Regions from separate parts of the Homo sapiens genome. Here region 1 is linked to region 2. A link is an interaction called in ENCODE POLR2A ChIA-PET data of the cell type or tissue named here. Cell type or tissue: GM12878. All regions are shown on one strand. Each heading gives the region's core, and the rest is flanking DNA. Links, peaks and the distances in the headings are about the cores only. Region 1 overlaps ZFAND3 (zinc finger AN1-type containing 3). Region 2 overlaps ZFAND3 (zinc finger AN1-type containing 3).

Region 1 (5,381 bases), core at 56-5,055, 80 kb after region 2:
TTAAGTCCAAAAATGCTCATTATAGCAATATTTATAATAGGAAAAATTGGGGAAAAACAATTATACATCCAACAGTAGTAAGAGTGTGACTACATTATAGTATTAGTATGTAATGGATTGTCACAGAGCAACACACATGTTTTTGAAGAATATTTAAGGCGTGATAAATATTAAATGTAAATGTAAATTGAAAAAATGATATCTGTAGATTTTCATTATGCATTTCTTTATGAAATTTTTGTATATACACAAAAGAAAATAGTCATGCATTGCTTCATGACGGGGACATATTCTGAGAAATGTGCTGTTAGTCGGTTTCATTGTGGAAACAAATGTTGAACATCATAGAGTGTCCTTACACAAACCTAGGTGGTATAGCCTACTCCACACCTACACTATATGGTATAGCCTGTTGCTCCTAGGCTACAAACCTGTAGAACATGTTACTATATTGAATACTGTAGGCAGTTGTATTTGTGTATCTAAACATAGAAAAGGTGTGGTAAAAATGTGGCATGAAAGATAAAAAAGTGTACACCTGTCCCAGGCACTTACCATGAATGGAGCTTACAAGACTGGAAATTGCTCTGGGTGAGTCAGTGAATGAGTAGTGAGTGAATGTGAGGGTCCTAGGACATTATGTTACTGTGGATGTTATAAGCACTGTACACTTAGGCTACACTAAGTTTATTTTTAAAATTTTCTTTAATAATAAATTAGCTTTAGCTTACTATAGCTTTTTTACCTTATAAACTTTAAAAAAATTTTAAACTGATGACTCTTTTGTAATCACACTTAGCTTAAAACACAAACACATTGTATAGTTACACAGAAATATTTTCATTATATCCTTATTCTATAAGTTTTCTTTATTGATTGATTGACAGAGTCTCACTCTGTTGCCTAGGCTGGACTCAAAAGTCCTGGGCTTAAGTGATCCTTCCTTCTCAGCATCCTGAGTAGCTGGGACTACAGGTGCATGCCACCAGGCCTGGCACCTTTATTTAAAAAATATTTTATTTTTTGCTTTTAAAGCTTTTTTGTTAGGCCCCAGCACACAGACATGCACACAATTATCCTAGGCCTGCACAGAGTCAGGAGCATCACTGTCTTCTGCTTCCACATCTTTTCCCACTGGAAGGTCTTCAGGGGTAGTAATTGGTATGGAGCTGTCATCTCCATGATAACAATGCCTTCTTCTGGATACCTCCTGAAAGAGCTGCCTAAGGCTGCTTTACAGTTAACAACTACTTCTTCCTCTTCTTTTTTTAGTAAGTAGAAGAATTACAGTCTAAAATAATGATATAAAGTATAGTAAATACACAAACCAATCACATAGATGTTTATCATTTTTTATCAAGTATTATGTACTATACATAACTGTATGTGCTAGACTTTTATATGACTGACAGCACAGTTGGTTTGTTTACTGTGTTGCTCTAACACTACAGCTATGATGCCATTAGGTGACAGGAAGTTTTTGGCTGCATAATAATCTTATGGGACTTCTGTTGTGTATGTGAACTGTCATTGATGAAAGTATCATTATGCAGTGCATGACTATATGTAATGTGTATATATGGTATGAAGCATAATAAAATGAACACCTGTGAACATACCATACAACAACCAATACTGTAAATATAATAAATTCTGAATTATAGATATCTATCTAAAAAAGTATTTCTTATTTTGGGGAATTATAAATGAGTTTTAGTTTTTACTTTTTGTTTTTTTTTCTACATTCTGTTCAAGGGGTATGTATTTTCAAAACCAGAACATACTATTAAACATTATTAGAAAAAGAAAAAAATTTAAGCAGATTTCTCACTCCGTGTCATTAGAAAGAAACTTTTAAAAGTGTCTGCCACCTGTTATATTCTGAGTGACAGATCATGGCCAGATACATAGGATGACGTTATCTACCAGCCATAGGTAATGCATTGTGACAGAGCTCCAGAAAGATGACAGGCTGACAGCCACAGGAATTGTGGAGAACCTGTCTTCTAGCTGGTGTTTGACCTCTACAAAATACATTTCAAATATCTACTTAAGTGCTTTTTTTTTTTTTTTTTTAATGGTTCAGGCCTTCAAAAGAGATTTTATTTCTTCATTTAACAAGCATTTATTGGGTACCTGTTAAATACCAACCAAGAGTGACCAAAGGAGTCTTTGCTCTTATGGCACTTACATTCTAGTGGTGAAAGATAGCAGGCAAACAGGCATGTGGTGAGATATCAAAGAATGATGTGAAAGAAGAAAACAGGAAGAGGAACTGATTTAAATTGGGTGGTCAGGCCACAGGAGTTGTAGCTCACACCTGTAATCCCAGCATTTTGGGAGGCTGAGGTGGGAGGATCACCTGAGCCCAGGAGTTTGAGATCAGCCTGGGCAACAAAGTAAGACACCATCTTTACAAAAAATAATGGACTGATGTGTGCCTAGAGTCTTATCTGCTTGGGAGGCTATAGTGGGAGGATGGCTTGAGCCTAGGAGGTCAAGGCTGCAGTGAGCTATGATTGGGCACTCTGGTCTGGGCAACAGAATGAGACCCAGTCTCAAAAAAACAAAAAATAAAAAAATAAATTGGGTTGTTGAGGGAAGGCCAGTGAGGAGGTTTGAACTAGGATATGAGCAACAAGAAAGAGACAGCATTACAGTGATTTGGGGGTACAGGGAACAGCATGGGCATGAGCCCTACAGCACAGTCAGAGAACAGAGAAAAGGCAAGCATGGTTGAAATGTGGTGAATGAGGGGGCAGAATGATAAGAGAGCAAGAGGGGAAGTAGGCATAGTCAGATCACAAGGAGACTTCCAGACTTTTTTTTTTAAAAACTTTCTCCAGGTAAAAAGTTTGGATTTTATACTCAATAGGAAATTGTTGGATAGTGTTAAGCAAGAAAATAACACGCTCCAACTTGTTTTAAAAGATGACCATAGCTGCTATGTGGAAAAATCATTGTATAGGGTCAAGAATGGGAACGAGAAGACCAATAAAAAGCTATTTACAGTGGCCTAGGTGAGAGTTAATGGTGGCCATCATAGAAGCATTAAGGAAGGAGAGGAATACATAGATTTGAGATCTATTTGTAAGTAGAACTAATGCATCTTGCTGAGTGTTGTATCTGTAAGACTACAGGAAGGACGGGAATCAAAAATGGTTTCTGCTGGACGCGGTGGCTCATGCCTGTAATCCCAGCACTTTGGGAGGCCGAGGTGGGCGGATCACCTGAGGTCAGGAGTTTGAGAGCAGCCTGGCCAACATGGTGAAAACCTGTCTCTACTAAAAAATAGAAAAATTAGCCGGGCGTGGTGGCGGGCGCCTGTAATCCCAGCTACCTGGGAGGCTGAGGCCGGAGAATCGCTTGAACCCAGGAGGCGGAGGTTGCAGTGAGCTGAGATCATGCTCCTGCACTCCAGCCTGGGCAACAGAGCTACACTCCATCTCAAAAAAAAAAAAAAAAGGTTTCTAGATTTTTGATGTGAGCAACTGGGAAGAAGGTGTTTCCCATTTATATGAGTGGAAAAGATGGGTCAGGCAAATTTGTGGGAAATACTGAGAATTCTAATTTGAAATACTAAGTTTGAGTCAAACGTTGAGATGTCAAATAGGCAGTTAGATATGTGAGTTTGGAGCAAGGTAAAGAGATTTGGGATTGAAGGTAAACATTTTTGCATCTTTCGTGTATAGATACAGTATTTTAAAACCATGAAAGTGTGGGAGATCACTACCAAATGAAAAGTAGAGGTAATGAAGACTGAGTTTCTGGACCTCCAGTTAAGGGTCTTTGCAGGGGAGGAGCAGTAGCAAAGGTGGCTAAATGGGAGCAGTTGTGGTGGAAGAGGGTTGTTTGATCTGGGATTTGAGTGACATGAAGGTATGTGAAGAGTGTTCCGGAAAGAAGGATGGATCTAGCTGAATGCTACTGAGAGGGAATATGCTATGATCAGATACATAACCCTTGTATATTAGTTTTCTGAGGCTATTGTAACAAATTACCACAAAGTTGGTGACAGAATAATAGAAATTTATTTTCTCAAAGTTCTGGAGACTAGAAGTCCAAGATCTGGGAGGGCTTCCTTCCCTCCAAGGTGGCTCTGAGGGAGAATCCATTCTTCACCTCTTCCAGCTTCTGGGGGCTGCCCCAGCATTCCTGGGCTTGTAACCCTGTTACTCCAGCTTCTGCCTCCATCTTCATGTGGCTGTTTACTTTGGGTGTCTTTCTGAATTCCCTTTGCTACTCCCTTGCAAAAATGTTCTTTGCCTCTCTCTCTTGTGATGTCATTTAGGGTTCACCTGGATAATCCAGGGTAATCTCATCTCAAAATCATTAATTAATTTGGAAAGGACCCTCCACCCCCTGAGTAAGGTAACTTCGGGATTAAGACTTGATATCTTTTGGTAGCCATTATTCAACCTACTACCCCTTGGTTTTAGAAACGTGGTACCCATTGGAGAGCTCAATAAGAGTAGTTTCACTGCTCCAGTGAAACTTTACCTTTCATGCTTACTGTCAAAAAGAGAGCTCTGTTGTCTGTTCCAAGACCATGCAAGTTGATTACACTGCTTTTTGTTAGGTAGCGAGTAGTTGTATGCCTGTGATTAGCTTCAAGTTTCCCATGTTCAACATGAGAAAGGATCAAAGTTCCCGGAAGTCTCTGCCAGTTCTTTTGGATTCAGTGTTCTTGACCCATGTGATCCAAGCTGGCATTGTTTAGAATGACCATTATTTCGGTAGCCAAAGTCTGGTTTATTTTAGATTTAAAACATCTCTGTTTTGAGTAATAATATCAGTAGTTATATTATTTCTTTTATAACCTGATTGACAACCATGTTGCTGAAAAATTTCTATCCAGAATGTGGAATGGATGTCATTTAGGTAATACATAGGTATGGTAGGCATTTTAAATACATAAATTATCTGAAGAGAGATCAAGGGACTCTGAGAAAAAGGCCATTTTGCCATTTTTTTAAACCAGGTTTCTGAAACTCAGATGTTAAAACTGGCACACTGGTTGCCAAGTTATCCTCTGAAGGCTTTCCATGATTCCTGCTGGGCAATTGGGAGTAGCAGAAGTTATATGAGTTATATCTGGCTTTTTGTGGCATTGCGTGGACAAGAGATAGTGACCGCATCAGAAGGGCGCCTGATTCTCTGGCAGGGAATTCTGGCCCCTTCAGAGAAGTTGAGTGGAGATGAGAGGGGAGGGGACAATCCCAATATTCCAACAATAGAGAATGTTCTGCAAACTACAGATGTGTGTATACTGCATCCATACTAGTCATCTCTTTAGGATGGAGAGGCGCCTCTAGTTCAAGTTCAGTTAGTTAAAACAGGCATGTAGGATTTTCTTCATTCTCACTTCTTCCTTGCGTTGG
Region 2 (5,381 bases), core at 231-5,230:
TCAGTGTTGTATGAATAAGTTTGTTCATCTTTATTATTGCATACTTTATATAGTATTATTTCATTGTATAACTATACAACCAGTTTCTCTATTCTCCTGTTTATATATACCCTAATTTGCTTTTTAAATAATAATAATAGTACTATAAAAATCACTTATCAGCAAACACCCTTACTTGACATCAAGAAAAGGACTAGAATAGATTGGAATTTACTTAGATAACTTTATATTCCATCCTTGCTCTTTTAGTTGCCTTAATTTTATTTTTAGAGTTTGGGAGATACCCTGGCCCTATGAGCATCCCAATGTTAAATAATCTCATTCATTATGTTGTGATTTCTGCTACAGGATGATCTTTTAAATCTTAATTTCTTTCTGGGTGTGGTGGCTCACGCCTGTAATCCCAGCACATTGGGAGGCCGAGGTGGGTGGGTCACTTGAGGTCTGGAGTTTGATACCAGCCTGGCCAACATAGCAAAACCCCGTGTCTACTAAAAATACAAAAATTAGCCAGGCGTGGTGGTGTGTGCCTGTAATCCCAGCTGCTCAGGAGGTTGAGGCACAAGAATTGCTTGAACCCAGGAGGCGGAGGTTCCAGTGAGCTGAGATTGTGCCACTGCACTCCAGCCTGAGCAACAGAGTGAAACTGTTTCACAAAAAAAAAAAAAAAAAATCTTAATTTCTTAAGCCCACTGTGCCTTGACTATTCAGGTGATTTTGTTTCTTTAAGTGTTCCTGGCTGAGTGTGGTAGCTCATGCCTGTAATCCCAGCACTTTGGGAGGCTGAGGCAGGTGGATCACGAGGTAAGGAGATTGAGACCATCCTGGCTAACACGGTGAAACCCCATCTCTACTAAAAAATACAAAAAAATTAGCTGGGTGTGGTGGCGGGCACCTGTAGTCCCAGCTACTTGGGAGGCTGAGGCGGGAGAATGGCTTGAACCCGGGAGGCGGAGCTTGCAGAGAACCGAGATCGTGCCACTGCACTCCAGCCTGGGTGACAGAGTGAGACTCCGTCTCAAAAAAAAAAAAAAATGTGTTCCTGTCTTTGCTTGTTATACAGTTTTGTAAAATCCTATCTGTTTCTGTTTCTCTGAAGCTGAAATCAGATCTGAGAGCTAATAGGAGAATTTTGTTTTGAGAACTATGCGGTCCACATTATTCCTGTTTAGAGACCAGTGTTTGCTTAATGGCTTGGGCCTGTTTTTGCAATTACTCAGCATTTTCCTCACTAAAAAACCTTTAATATACTCAACAATCATTGGTAAATGAGACCTCTTTTTCTTTTCTAGCTGAGACATTGCATATTCTTTTAACATTTCCAACACTGATAGTTTTCTGTCCTTGTGTATCCTTGTAGTTTCTAAAAAAAAAAAAAGCTAATTTGAACATATTCTCAAAGTTAATAAATACTAACAAATGCTGAATACAATAAGATTATTTTTTTTCTATTGTTTTCTTTTTTTGGGGGGACAGAGTCTCACTTTGTTGCCCAGGCTGGAGTGCAATGGTGTGATCTTGGCTCACTGTCACCTCCACCCCTTGGGCTCAATTGATCCTCCCACCTCAGCTTCCTGAGCAGCTGGGACCACAAGACCACCACGCCTGGCTTTTTTTCTTTTTTTCTTTTCTTTTTTTTGTGAAGACAGGGTTTTGCCAGTTGCCCAGGCTGGTCTTGAACTCTTGGGCTCCAGTGATCTGCCCGCCTCGACCTCCTAAAGTGTTGGGATTATAGGCGTGAGCCACTGCACCTGGCCAAGATTGATTGATTCTTTGTCTGTCTGTCTTTCTGTCTTTCCTTGTCTTTCTTTCCTTCTCTGTCTTTCTTGTCTTTCTTTCTTGTCTTGCCCTGTCGCCCAGGCTGGAGTGCAGTGGCGCAATCTTGGCTCACTGCAAGCTCCACCTCCCAGGTTCATGCCATTCTCCTGCCTCAGGCTCCCGAGTAGCTGGGACTACAGGCGCCCGCCACCACACCCGGCTAATTTTTTGTATTCTTAGTAGCGATGGGGTTTCACCATGTTAGCCAGGATGGTCTTGACCTCCTGACCTCATGATCTGCCCGCCTTGGCCTCCCAAAGGGCTGAGATAACAGGCGTGAGCCACTGCGCCCGGCCAGTTTTTTTCTTTTCTAAGTGAAACAGTGTTTAGGCTATTGGTGTGGTGAAAGGCCTGAAAACTGGAGCTGTGGTCTGCTGGCTGAGGTTCTGCTTACTTGTTGCTTCTGAACAAACCACTTTAACACTTAGGGTCTTAAAAAGCAATTATCGGCTGGGCGCGGTGGCTTACTCCTGTAATCCCAGCACTTTGGGAGGCCGACGTGGGCGGATCACGAAGTCAGGAGATCGAGACCAGCCTGGCTAACACGGTGAAACTCCGTCTCTACTAAAAAAAAAAAAAAATACAAAAAATTAGCCAGGCGTTGTGGCGGGCGCCTATAGTCCCAGCTACATGGGAGGCTGAGGCAAGAGAATGGCATGAACCCAGAAGGTGGAGCTTGCAGTGAGCCGAGATCACGCTACTGCACTCCAGCCTGGGCGACAGAGCAAGACTCCGTCTCAAAAAAAAAAAAAAAAGCAATTATCATCTCTCACAGTTGATGGGCTCAGTTGGAGACTGGCATAGCATCACTTCTACCATATTCCGTGGTCAAAGCAGTTATGGAGCCTGCCCAGATTCAAGAGAAGGAGAACTGGACTCCATTTCTCAATGAGAGGAGTAGCACAGAGCTTGGGGCCATCTTTAATCTTCTACTGATGGTGTGACTGGCAAGTGGCAATCTTGGGAGGCAGACGTAACTGAATTACAGACAGCAGTCATTTTTAGGTGTTATAATGTGTTATATACACCCTCCTTATCACTCACATTTTTTTTTTGTTTTTTAATTTTCTTCTGGGTTAAAATTTACCATGCCTAGGCACAGCTCCAAAGTAAACCTGTTTCGTTGTCTTTGTTGGCAGAAGGGTAAACATAAATGAAATTTGGTTAGGGGAAAGGTTTTTAATGATACAGATAAGAAAATAAACTGTAGAAAAATGTCAGATTTCCTAGCCCCTTTTCCTCAAAGGAAGCATGTATAGCTTAATCTTCCAAGAACTAACTTGTTTTATTGCTTTTTCGTACTGTGAGCTGTGGTAACTTGCAGCATTTAGGAAAATGGTTTTTGAAGCAGGTTGCATGTATCATCAGTAGAGCAGCGTATGCCAGTCTCTACTCCCTCAGAGACTTGCTAGGCTGGACTTGTCCCTTCCTTGTACTCAGCGTCCTTGGAACATACTCTCTTAGATAAAATGTTTGTAAAGTGCTTTGGGAAATAATGATGAAATGGGTTGAAACCAGCATTGTTCATAATTTTCCTAACTTCTGAGCTTAAAGTGAGCCTTAGCTTATCCTTCATGATGTTTACCTTTTAGAGGTCTAAAGACTAATGGTACAGTTTTTCTTTTCCTGGTTAGATTTTTAAAATGAAACATTATTTTTGGAATTTTAGAACTTGCACTGCCCTGCATCCTGGAATTTGTGAAGTGAAGTGTTCTCTCATCTCTACCTCAGCTCTTAGAATTGCTCTGTGACCCAGGCCCTGATTAAATACCTGTACAGCTTTTCCTGATCCCATAGGACACTCATGTTGGCTTTTGCCTGTTCCTGTTATAGCCCTGATTCATCATTTGTATATGTCTGAGTTCATTTTAAGCTGTTTGAGGGTTGAGGCCATCTCAGTCATCTTTAGTTCCACCACAGTGCCTTACATTATGCTTTGCTTAAATGTATTCAATGAAATATACTTCTAGGTGCACAATATTCCACTAAGAACCCAAGCCTTAGCAGAAACTAGCAAGTGCTATTAAAAAGTGTGGAAAATTGAGCCAGGTGCAGCTGTTTGGAAGGCTTAGTTAGGCAAGAGGATCCCTTGAGCACAGGAGTTTAAGTCCAACCTGGAGAACATAGCAAGACCCTTGTCCCTTTAAAATAAAAGGGAAAATTATAGTATTAAAGTTATGAAGAAAGCCATCGAGCACCTAATAATGGCAGCTGATATTTCTGTAGCACTATGTAGTATACAGACCCTTTCACATAAGTTGAATTGCACGCTTTGACTACTCTTGGACGTTGCAGATATTTACTCCTTAACAGTAAAGAGTCTGGAACTTGCCGAAGCTCACTCATCTAGAAAGAGGTGGAGCTGGAACTCAAATCTAGTTTGTTAGTATCTGAGGCAATCCTATAATTTATACTTGTGATTTTTTTTTTTTTGTTTTTTTTTTTGGAATGGAGTCTCGCTCTGTCGCCCAGGCTGAAGTACAGTGGCGTGATCTCGGCTCACTGCAACCTCCGCCGCCCAGGTTCAAGCAATTCTCCTGCCTTAGCCTCCCGAGTAGCTGGGACTACAGGCGCATGCCACCATGCCTGGCTAATTTTTTGTAGTTTTAATAGAGATGGGGTTTCACCATGTTAGCCAGGATGGTCTTAATTTCCTGACCTCGTGATCTGCCTGCCTCAGCCTCCCAAAGTGCTGGGATTACAGGCTTGAGCCACTGTGCCTGGCGTATACTTGTGATTTTTATTCAGGTAGGTTTTGCATTTGAAGTTACAAAATAGATTGAAAGATGATAGTTGAATTATTGGCTTTACTAAAAGAATGTTTATTTCTGGTGATATATTAACCAGAGATTTAATTTGCACCAGTTTGATTTATATCACCCGTTGGCAATATACTACATGTGAAAGTTACTTTTTATGTTTTTTATATTTTGAGAATTATTTTAAAATATTAGCTCATGTAAGGTTATTTGCTCAAGTTAACAAGTGCCCCCAAAAACCTCATCAATCGGCCGGGTGTGGTTGCTCCCGCCTGTAATCCCAGCACTATGGGAGGCTGAGGGGGGCGGATCACGAGGTCAGGAGATCGAGACCATCCTGGCCAGCATGGTGAAACCCTGTCTCTACTAAAAATACAAAAATTAGCTGGGTGTGGTGGCATTTGCCTGTAATCCCAGCTACTTGGGAGGCTGAGACATGAGAATCGCTTGAACCCAGGAGGTAGAGGTTGCAGTGAGCCGAGATCGCGCCACTGCACTCCAGCTTGGCGACAGAGTGAGACTCTGCAGAATATTAGACAATCAGAGTACTATTGATACACAGAAAGTGTTATGGGTGATTATTTTCTCTATTCTCCATAATATGATACATAATTGGTACCATTCTAGATACATAGGAAAGAAGTTAATCTGTTACATGTAAAGGATGCCTTGGGAATAGGTCAGTAAACTGCCTAGAGCCAGATCTGGCCAGTGAATTCAGAATTTTTTTATAAGAATGATGTTACGTTTTTAAAGCCTTGGAAAAGTATTTTTGTGTGAAAATTACATGAAATTCAATTCAGT

The links. Peaks named below come from ENCODE experiments on the same cell type or tissue, not always from the same donor. Only the 100,000 strongest peaks of a DNase experiment are listed, where the experiment ranks them.
Region 1: POLR2A ChIA-PET joins it to region 2 with 11 read pairs; 3 of 35 experiments call an interaction of 5 or more read pairs at or near these places.

What each region holds. Positions count from the first base shown.
Region 1 is chr6:37,922,255-37,927,635 of GRCh38, forward strand. All of the region lies in intron 1 of ZFAND3 (zinc finger AN1-type containing 3), which reads left to right. Among named protein-coding and RNA genes, the nearest start is that of ZFAND3, 110 kb to the left of the region's middle. RefSeq lists a silencer at 2,287-2,356. In GM12878, for the core only: no CTCF peak of the experiment used is centred there; a DNase peak (open chromatin) is centred at 2,237.
Region 2 is chr6:37,842,467-37,847,847 of GRCh38, forward strand. The region is part of intron 1 of ZFAND3 (zinc finger AN1-type containing 3); the gene reads left to right. Among named protein-coding and RNA genes, the nearest start is that of ZFAND3, 25 kb to the left of the region's middle. In GM12878, for the core only: no CTCF peak of the experiment used is centred there; no DNase peak of the experiment used is centred there.